Regions from separate parts of the Homo sapiens genome. Here regions 2 and 3 are each linked to region 1. A link is an interaction called in ENCODE POLR2A ChIA-PET data of the cell type or tissue named here. Cell type or tissue: CD4-positive, alpha-beta T cell. All regions are shown on one strand.

Region 1 (2,500 bases):
CCGTTTTATGGATAGTTTCCGTTTTATAAATGTTCAAGAAAATGATTCATAATCACTGAACTGCCACAAGCCATATAACACCTGGAAATGGAAATGAACAAAACCCGGCCTTGGCCTTCCTCCAGCATACATCATGAACAGTAAAATAACATCTCAAAATTATTGAGGAACTAACACCTGTGGTAAGTGGCTGCCCTGGTAGAGAATCCAGGCCAGTATTCTCAAACTAGTAGTCTACAATCATGAGTCTCATTTCTCCTTGGTAAGATTTTTTTTTTTCTGAGACAGGGCCTCATTCTGTCACCCAGGCTGCAGTGCAGTGGCACGATCTCAGCTCACTGCAACCTCCGCCTCCCAGGCTCAAGCCATCCTCCTACCTCAGCCTCCCGAGTAGTTGGGACTACAGGCGTGCACCATGATGCACAGCCTTTGGTTAAGAGATCTTGATTTTGTCTTCACCCTCCTCTCCCATAGGGAGGACGTTAGGACCCTTTCTACCCCTGTACCTCCAATCCTCCTTCCAAGTGGCACTGTCTGCATAGTTCTTGTACTCTACTCTTCCAGGCTCATAGTTCCTCATCTTCTGAACTAATCTTCTTCCCCATTATGTGGTCACAATACTAAAGTGCATTTTTTGTTTGTTTGTTTTGGTTACTTGACTTGTTAAAATTGACAAGTCAGTCGTTCTCCTACATACGGGAAAAATGGGCCCTGAAGTATATATATTTACAGGTCTTGTTCTGTCGCCCAGGCTGGAGTGCAGGGGTGCCACCAAGGCTCACTGCAGCCTCGACCTCCCAGGCTCAAGCAATCCTCCCACCTCAGCCTCCAGAGCAGCTGGGACCACAGGCGCACACCACCACGCCCGGCTAATTTTTGTATTTTTTTTTTTTTTTTTTTTTTAGTAGAGACTGGGTCTCGCTATGTTGCCCAGGCCGGTTTCTAACTCCTGAGCTCCAGCGATCCTCCCAACTTGGCTTCCCAGAGTGCTGGGATTACAGGCGTGAGCCAGTGCGCCCGGCCTAAATTAAATACTTTTAAGTTGCAGTGTCACCATTATTTTTTTCGAGCCTGTAGGGGTTATAAAAAGGAAAGTCCAGAGCTTAGGTATTGGAGGGGCCGATCTCGAGGTAGCACTTAGGCGAAAGGGATCCCGGCGCTATGGGCTTCAAGGGGGCCCCTCCGAAAAGCCTTCCACCCCGGCCCCCAATCCCGCGGCGCGCGAGTTCCGTGGAGGAGGCCGCCCGCGGCCCCAGAGTCGGCATTAGGGGTTCGCGTCCACCCGGCAAGGCCTCCCGTGAGCCCAGAGCAGGGACCTAAGAGGATGCGAGAAACCCTCCAGCAGAAAAAACCCCGCAAACTCAGTGCACTCAGGACGCTGTCTGAAAGAAGCCGAAAGTGGGCAACCGCCGGAAGCCGACACCCTGAGCCCGCATTTCCTCTCTAGGAATCCGGAGGTTTCCGCATCTCTATGGTCTGGGCGTCGAGCGGCGGAGCCTGTGGTCTCTGGCGCAAAGGAAAGTGAACTCCCAGCGAGGAGGGGAAGGAGCATCGGCTTGTCTCTTCGCGATCCCTTTCCTACCCCTTCTCACTCGTGCGCACCTGGCAGTACCACCAGCAGAGCCTCGGAAATTGCTTTCATCACGATTTAACAAAATGAAGACACAGGAACACAATAGGACACCCCCAAACTCAACAAGTTTCTCTAGCTTTTTGCCAGTAGTGTAGCGCACATGCATTTTTAAAATTTAGATGAAGTCTAACATTCATGCAATAACACAGCTGAAATGACGAGTAATAACAATAATAATAACCCAGAAATGTTTGACATTTGAAGTTCCTTTTGAGTTTGAACCCCAGGCTGGAACTGGATGAGCTGGCGTCGTCTCTCAGCACAGACCCTGTCCTCTGGTCCCTAAGGCCGCGAGCAGGAGAGACACACCTGTTCTTCCACTTGCTCCCAGGGCTCCAGCTGGCCCATCTGTTGATTCGAAGGTTCATGCTAACCAACTTACATATACTTTCTTATTTGTATTTTCCACTCTAAAAAGGGATAGGGAAAACAATGCAAATATAAATAACTGCAGAATCTACTAAAATTAGAATTGTCTAGGTTTACAAAACATATGGCATCCAACACAAATAAGGGTGTGGTGAAATTTGTTCATTCTGAGCAGACAGAATGTAAATATATGCATCCTGTTGAAAAACTACTTGGCATTTTATATCAAAAGCCACCGTGACTCATGGGATCCCATCTGTGAAAATTTATCTCAAGCAAATAATGCAAGAGAAAGGAAAAGCTGTATTTTTGAAGTGATTCTGCAATGGACAACTACTGTTATTGTTCGCCCAACATTCAGTTTTTCTTTTAATGATTTTAACAGTAGGATTTTTCTGTGGGAAACCTACTAGCCCTCAATCCACTTCTGGGGTGGGCCCATGACCCAGGCCTGGCCAATGAGAATATCCCAGCATGGCAAGGCAGTAAGACATGAAG
Region 2 (2,500 bases), 57 kb after region 1:
TGGGCTCAGGTGATCCTCCTGCCTTAGCCACCCAAGTAGCTAGGACCACAGGCACATGCCACCGTGCTTGGCTAATTTTTGAAATTATCTGTAGAGACAGTGTCTTTCTATGTTGCCCAGGCTGGTCTTGAACTCCTGGGCTCAAGCAGTCCTCCTGCCTTGGCCTCCCAAAGCACTGAGATTACAGGTGTGAGCCACTGTGCCTGGCTCAGATAGACAATTCTTTGGTGAAGCTGTCCTGTGCATTTTAGAATGTTCAGCAGCATCCCCAGCTCTGCCCATGAGATGTCAGTACCTCCATTCCTCTCCCTGCCCACCTAAGCCCCAGTCCTAACAATCAAAAATGTCTCCAGACATTGCCCATTGTACCCTGGGAAGGAAGTCAACATTACTCTGGCTGACAACCACTGATTCCAATGAACCATCCTAGACCCATTTAAACAGATCTTAGGTAGTTTCATTGCTTTCTGTCAAACATTGTCTTTGGGTAGCAAGGGTGTCATCTCTAGCCTAGGGTGCATCTATAGGGCTCTGCAGAGCCTTAAGGCATGAGTGGGGGCCTGTAGGGGTGTGCAGGGGAAGGAGGAGGGTGGAAGTGGGAGGGGAAAGAAAAAGGAGCCAGAAATGTTAGCAAGGCAGCTCTGGGACAGTGTTTGCTTTTGCTCCCTGGAGAGGGTCACCGGGGGAACCATTAGGTCTCTTGTCCACAAGCTGGAGAGACCCTTCCTTTGATACACACAGGGCACAGTCAGCCTTAACTCAGCTGTTCCCAGGGCAGCCTTTCCCGTGTTCCCCTTGCCAGAGAACAGATCACTGCTGAGGCCTTGTAGGCTTGGTTGCCATGGAAACAGAATCCTCGAGTAAAAGATTGAACCTGGGTGGAAGGGTTGCTTTTTTTTATGGCTAACTAGCAGCTCTGGAAACCTCTTTCCTGGGGAGGAGAGAGAGGGTGGAGGCAGAAAGCACATCACTCATTCTGAGATGGGGGGGTGGGAACAAAGGGTCACCCATCCGTGACCCAAGCCAGGATACTGCTCAGCTGTGTGTGTGTGTGTGTGTGTGTGTGTGTGTGTGTGTGTGTGTGTGTTGGGGGTGGTTAGGCAGGACCTTAACTTCATCCATTTGAGAGGGAAGCTAAGGAGCTGAGCTGCTCCATCCTGGGGGTGACTTCTGAGGAGGGTGACCAGATTACTGTCTTTACTGAGGAGGCATCTTTGTGCTCCTTGGCCTTCAGAGCCCACTTCCTGCGGATGTGGATGCTGGCAACACCCTCAGCCCAGAACCCAGTGGGCAGGCTGGGTGTACGACAGAGGGTGCCTTTGCCATGGTGGGGTGTGATACGGGCTGTGTCTCCGCTGTTTACCGTTATCTTCTCTGTCTCTCTCTCTCTCTCTTCCCAGCTATCTATCTATCTCCTGTCTGTGCACTCTGGCTGCTGTGGAATAAAGTATTAAGAAGAATAAAGAACTGCAATTCTCATGCATGCAGAGCCCCTTCCAGCCCTCCCCTCAGGCAGCCCCAGCATGCTGTGGTTTATCTGTCTGCAACATTTTCCACTGTCTGCGAGTCCCCTGTGTTCCCGGGTTAATCTGCCCTGAGAGAAGAGGGTTGCCAAGAGCATGAAGCATCTCCATGAAGACCTGGGAGTGCAGAGGCTTTGGATTTTTGTCTCACTTCAGAGAACTCATGGTGCCTGAGCTGGTTTGAAGAGAGGTCATTTTGAGAAGGAATCGATCCTTCTTTCTTTTTTTCTTTTCTATTCTTTTTTTTTGAGACGGAGTCCTGCTCTGTCACCCAGGCAGGAGTGCAGTGGCGTGATCTCGGCTCACTGCAACCTCCGCCTTCCGGGTTGAAGTAACTCCTTGCCTCAGCCTCCAGAGTAGCCGCGATTACAGGTGTGTTCCACCACGCCCAGCTAATTTTTTCATATTTTTAGTACAGACGGAGTTTCTCCATGTTGGCCAGGCTGGTCTTGAACTCCTGACCTCAGGTGATCCGCCCATCTTGGCCTCCCAAAGTGCTGGGATTACAGGCATGAACCACTGCGCCTGGCTATCAATCCTTCTTTTTAAACTTTTATTTTAGGTTCAGGGGTTACATTTCAGGTAAACTGCATGTCACCGGAGTTTGGTATATAGATTATCTTGTCACTCAGGAAATAAGCATAGTACTCATAGGTAGTTTTTCTATCCTCTCCCTCCTCCCACCCTCCACCCTCAAGTAGGCCTGGGTGTCTGTTGTTCCCTTCTTTGTGTCCTTGTGTACTCAATGTTCAGCTCCCACTTATAAGTGAGCCCATGTGGTATTTGGTTTTCTGTTCCTGCGTTAGTTCGCTTAAGACAATGATCTCTAGCTCCATCCATGTTGCTACAAAGAACATGATCTCATTTTTTTATGGCTGCATAGTATTCCATGGTATATATGTACCACATTTTCTTCATCCAGTCTACCAATGATGGGCATTTAGGTTGATCCCATGTCTTTGCTATTGTGAATAGTG
Region 3 (2,500 bases), 780 kb before region 1:
CTGAGCTCCACAGCATGTTGGTGACATTTGTCCACAACACACCGATGTGACTTGTTCCCAAGTCCGTCTCCCTGGCAGACCCCGACCTCCTATGGGGTGACAGCTGGGGTCTTGGACATGTCCCATTCCTAGGCTTGCTCAGCTGCCTGGGGGCACCTGTCCAAGTTTGAAGTGACAGTAATGGTGGTGGCTCCTGTGTCAGGAACCATTTGTGAGGAGAAAGCCTGGGGGTGGGTCAGATCCCTACAGTTGAACTTGGGGCATTTGGGGTGACTAGGGCCTTACACTGACTTCCCCAGGGCACCAAACAGGATTTGGAACTCAGTAGAGTGGCTGAGCTACCAGGGCACCACACTGCTGGGACAGCAGAGATGCCCACACACCCCTCACTCTCTTTCTGTGGCACCAGATGTGGGGGCCTCAAGGAAAGCTGTAGGGATCCCCAACCCTATTGGGGGATCCTCCACATCCCCAAGACACCCTCTGCTTGATGTCAGGCCTGGCCAAATCACTCACTCAGCAGAATCCTAGACACCTAGTGTGAACCCCGCACTGTGGAAGAGGAAAGGTGATCGGGCCTGGTCCCAGCTTTCAGGAGCTCCAGGCTGCGAGGCAGACAGGTGCACAAACAACGCAGACACTGCAACAAATGCTATCAAACACCATATACCAGGCGCATGGTGGGGTGGTCACGGCCAGCTCACCCTCCGACCCAGGCCCACAGTGGGGGCTGGGGCAGGTGAGGAATAAATGGAGGGAGAGGGCTTGGTGTTTGGGCCTGGGGGTTTCTGCTTCTTGGTGGAGCTTCTAGAGTTGCAGCTGCCCCCAAATCTGCCCAGTTAAGTGATGGGTGGGCAGGCAGAGTTGCAGCTCATCACTACCTCTCCTCCCCACCCACTCCACGGCAGCAGCTGCTTGCTAATGAGTAAACCAGGCTGGCAGGCTCTTTGTCTCTGCTGTCAGGGATGTTTCCGGATGGGGCTTTATTTTGGCTTCTGTTTTTCTCTGTGTTAACAGAGAAGGAGATGGCTTCAACGTCATGGGGTTTTCCCAGCAATTAGTCTCAGAGCAAACATGCAGCAAACCAGGATTTACTGAGTTCCTTCCTGCCCCTCCTCCACCCCAAGTGACCACTTGGTCGGCTGCCACTAGGGTCAGAGCTGGATGTGGTTCCCAACCCCTCCTCCATAGGAGGAGGAAGTCTTGAGAGCAGGGAACTGGCTTGGTCAAGACCAGGTCAAATGTACTCACCACTGGCCTTGTACCCACAAAGCCCCTTTTCGTACCTGGTAATACCTGGCTCTCCACCCACAGGAAGGCAGAGAGGGAACACCTGAGGCTCAGGCCTGACTTCCCACACTGCTCCTTAGCTGCCAAGGAGGAGGACGGGTCTAGAAAACTCAAATTGAATTCCCAAAAAGCTCTCCATTGCCCCCAAGTGACCCTCTTTACGGGTCTACCTGGACCTCTGCAGCCCACACAGCTTTTGTGCAAATGGGGAAAGAGGGACCAGTTAGGTGATGGCATCCCTGCAGCTGCACAGCTTGGCAAGGAGGGCACATGCTGACCGCCTCTGCTTCACCCAATCCTGGAGGGTCTCGATACCTCCTTATTTTTAAATTTTTTGTAGAAATAAGTTCTTGCTTTGTTGCCCAGGCTGGTCTTGAATGCCTGGGCTCAAGTGATCCTCTCGCCTCTGCCTCCCAAAGTGCTGGGATTACAATACCTCCTTCTTGTCCCTTCAACCCTTCCCCACCTTTGAGCAAGAAAAAGAAAACCAGGGCCGGGCGCAGTGGCTCATGCTTGTAATCCCAGCACTTTGGGAGGCTGAGGTGGGCAGATCACTGAAGGTTAGGTGATCCCTGAAGGTTAGGAGGGCTTTGCTGCAGTGTGTTCCTGGCTGCCTCTCAGGCTGTCCCTCCACAAGGGAGGGTCTGTATGTGCTTGTGCTGCCTGCGTAGGGCCTTAATCACAATTTGTTATCTCAACGAGTCAATCACTCTACAATGAAATAAAGAGGAAGAGGCCAGGCCTGGTGGTTCACACCTGTAATCCCGGCACTTTGGGTGGTCAAGGCGGGTGGATCACCTGAGGTCAGGAGTTGGAGACCAGCCTGGCCAACATGGTGAAACCCTGTCTCTACTAAAAATACAAAAATTAGCCGGGGATGGTGGTGGGCGCCTGTAACCCCAGCTACTCAGGAGGCTGAGGCAGGAGAATAGCTTGAACCCGGGAAGCAGAGGAAGCAGTGTGCCGAAACTGTGCCATTGCATTCCAGCCTGGGCAACAAGAGCAAGACTGTCATAAAAAAAAAAAAAAAAAAAAAATGAGGAAGAGAGCTTCAGGCCTGCCGCGTTCCCCACCCCTCTCAGGTCCAGTCTAGACTTGGAAGTGAGTTGTGCAGATTGGGCAGTACACAACCCCCGGGGGCCATTCTGTTGGTAGGCTATGGGAATGTGCCCCAGTGGTGCAGCACACAGCCCAGCGGCTCTACGGGGCA

Evidence for each region. Peaks named below come from ENCODE experiments on the same cell type or tissue, not always from the same donor. Only the 100,000 strongest peaks of a DNase experiment are listed, where the experiment ranks them.
Region 2: POLR2A ChIA-PET joins it to region 1 with 6 read pairs; 8 of 35 experiments call an interaction of 5 or more read pairs at or near these places.
Region 3: POLR2A ChIA-PET joins it to region 1 with 5 read pairs; 2 of 35 experiments call an interaction of 5 or more read pairs at or near these places.

The regions. Positions count from the first base shown.
Region 1 is chr17:65,121,990-65,124,489 of GRCh38, forward strand. No RefSeq gene overlaps it. Among named protein-coding and RNA genes, the nearest start is that of RGS9, 14 kb to the right of the region's middle. RefSeq lists enhancers at 635-1,166, 1,167-1,697, 1,503-1,552. In CD4-positive, alpha-beta T cell, no CTCF peak of the experiment used is centred here; a DNase peak (open chromatin) is centred at 1,442; H3K4me3 peaks cover 1,348 bases; H3K27ac peaks cover 902 bases.
Region 2 is chr17:65,178,596-65,181,095 of GRCh38, forward strand. The region is part of intron 9 of RGS9 (regulator of G protein signaling 9); the gene reads left to right. Among named protein-coding and RNA genes, the nearest start is that of RGS9, 42 kb to the left of the region's middle. In CD4-positive, alpha-beta T cell, no CTCF peak of the experiment used is centred here; DNase peaks (open chromatin) are centred at 846 and 1,266; H3K4me3 peaks cover 351 bases; H3K27ac peaks cover 1,348 bases.
Region 3 is chr17:64,343,407-64,345,906 of GRCh38, forward strand. All of the region lies in intron 13 of PECAM1 (platelet and endothelial cell adhesion molecule 1), which reads right to left. Among named protein-coding and RNA genes, the nearest start is that of PECAM1, 46 kb to the right of the region's middle. In CD4-positive, alpha-beta T cell, no CTCF peak of the experiment used is centred here; a DNase peak (open chromatin) is centred at 1,005.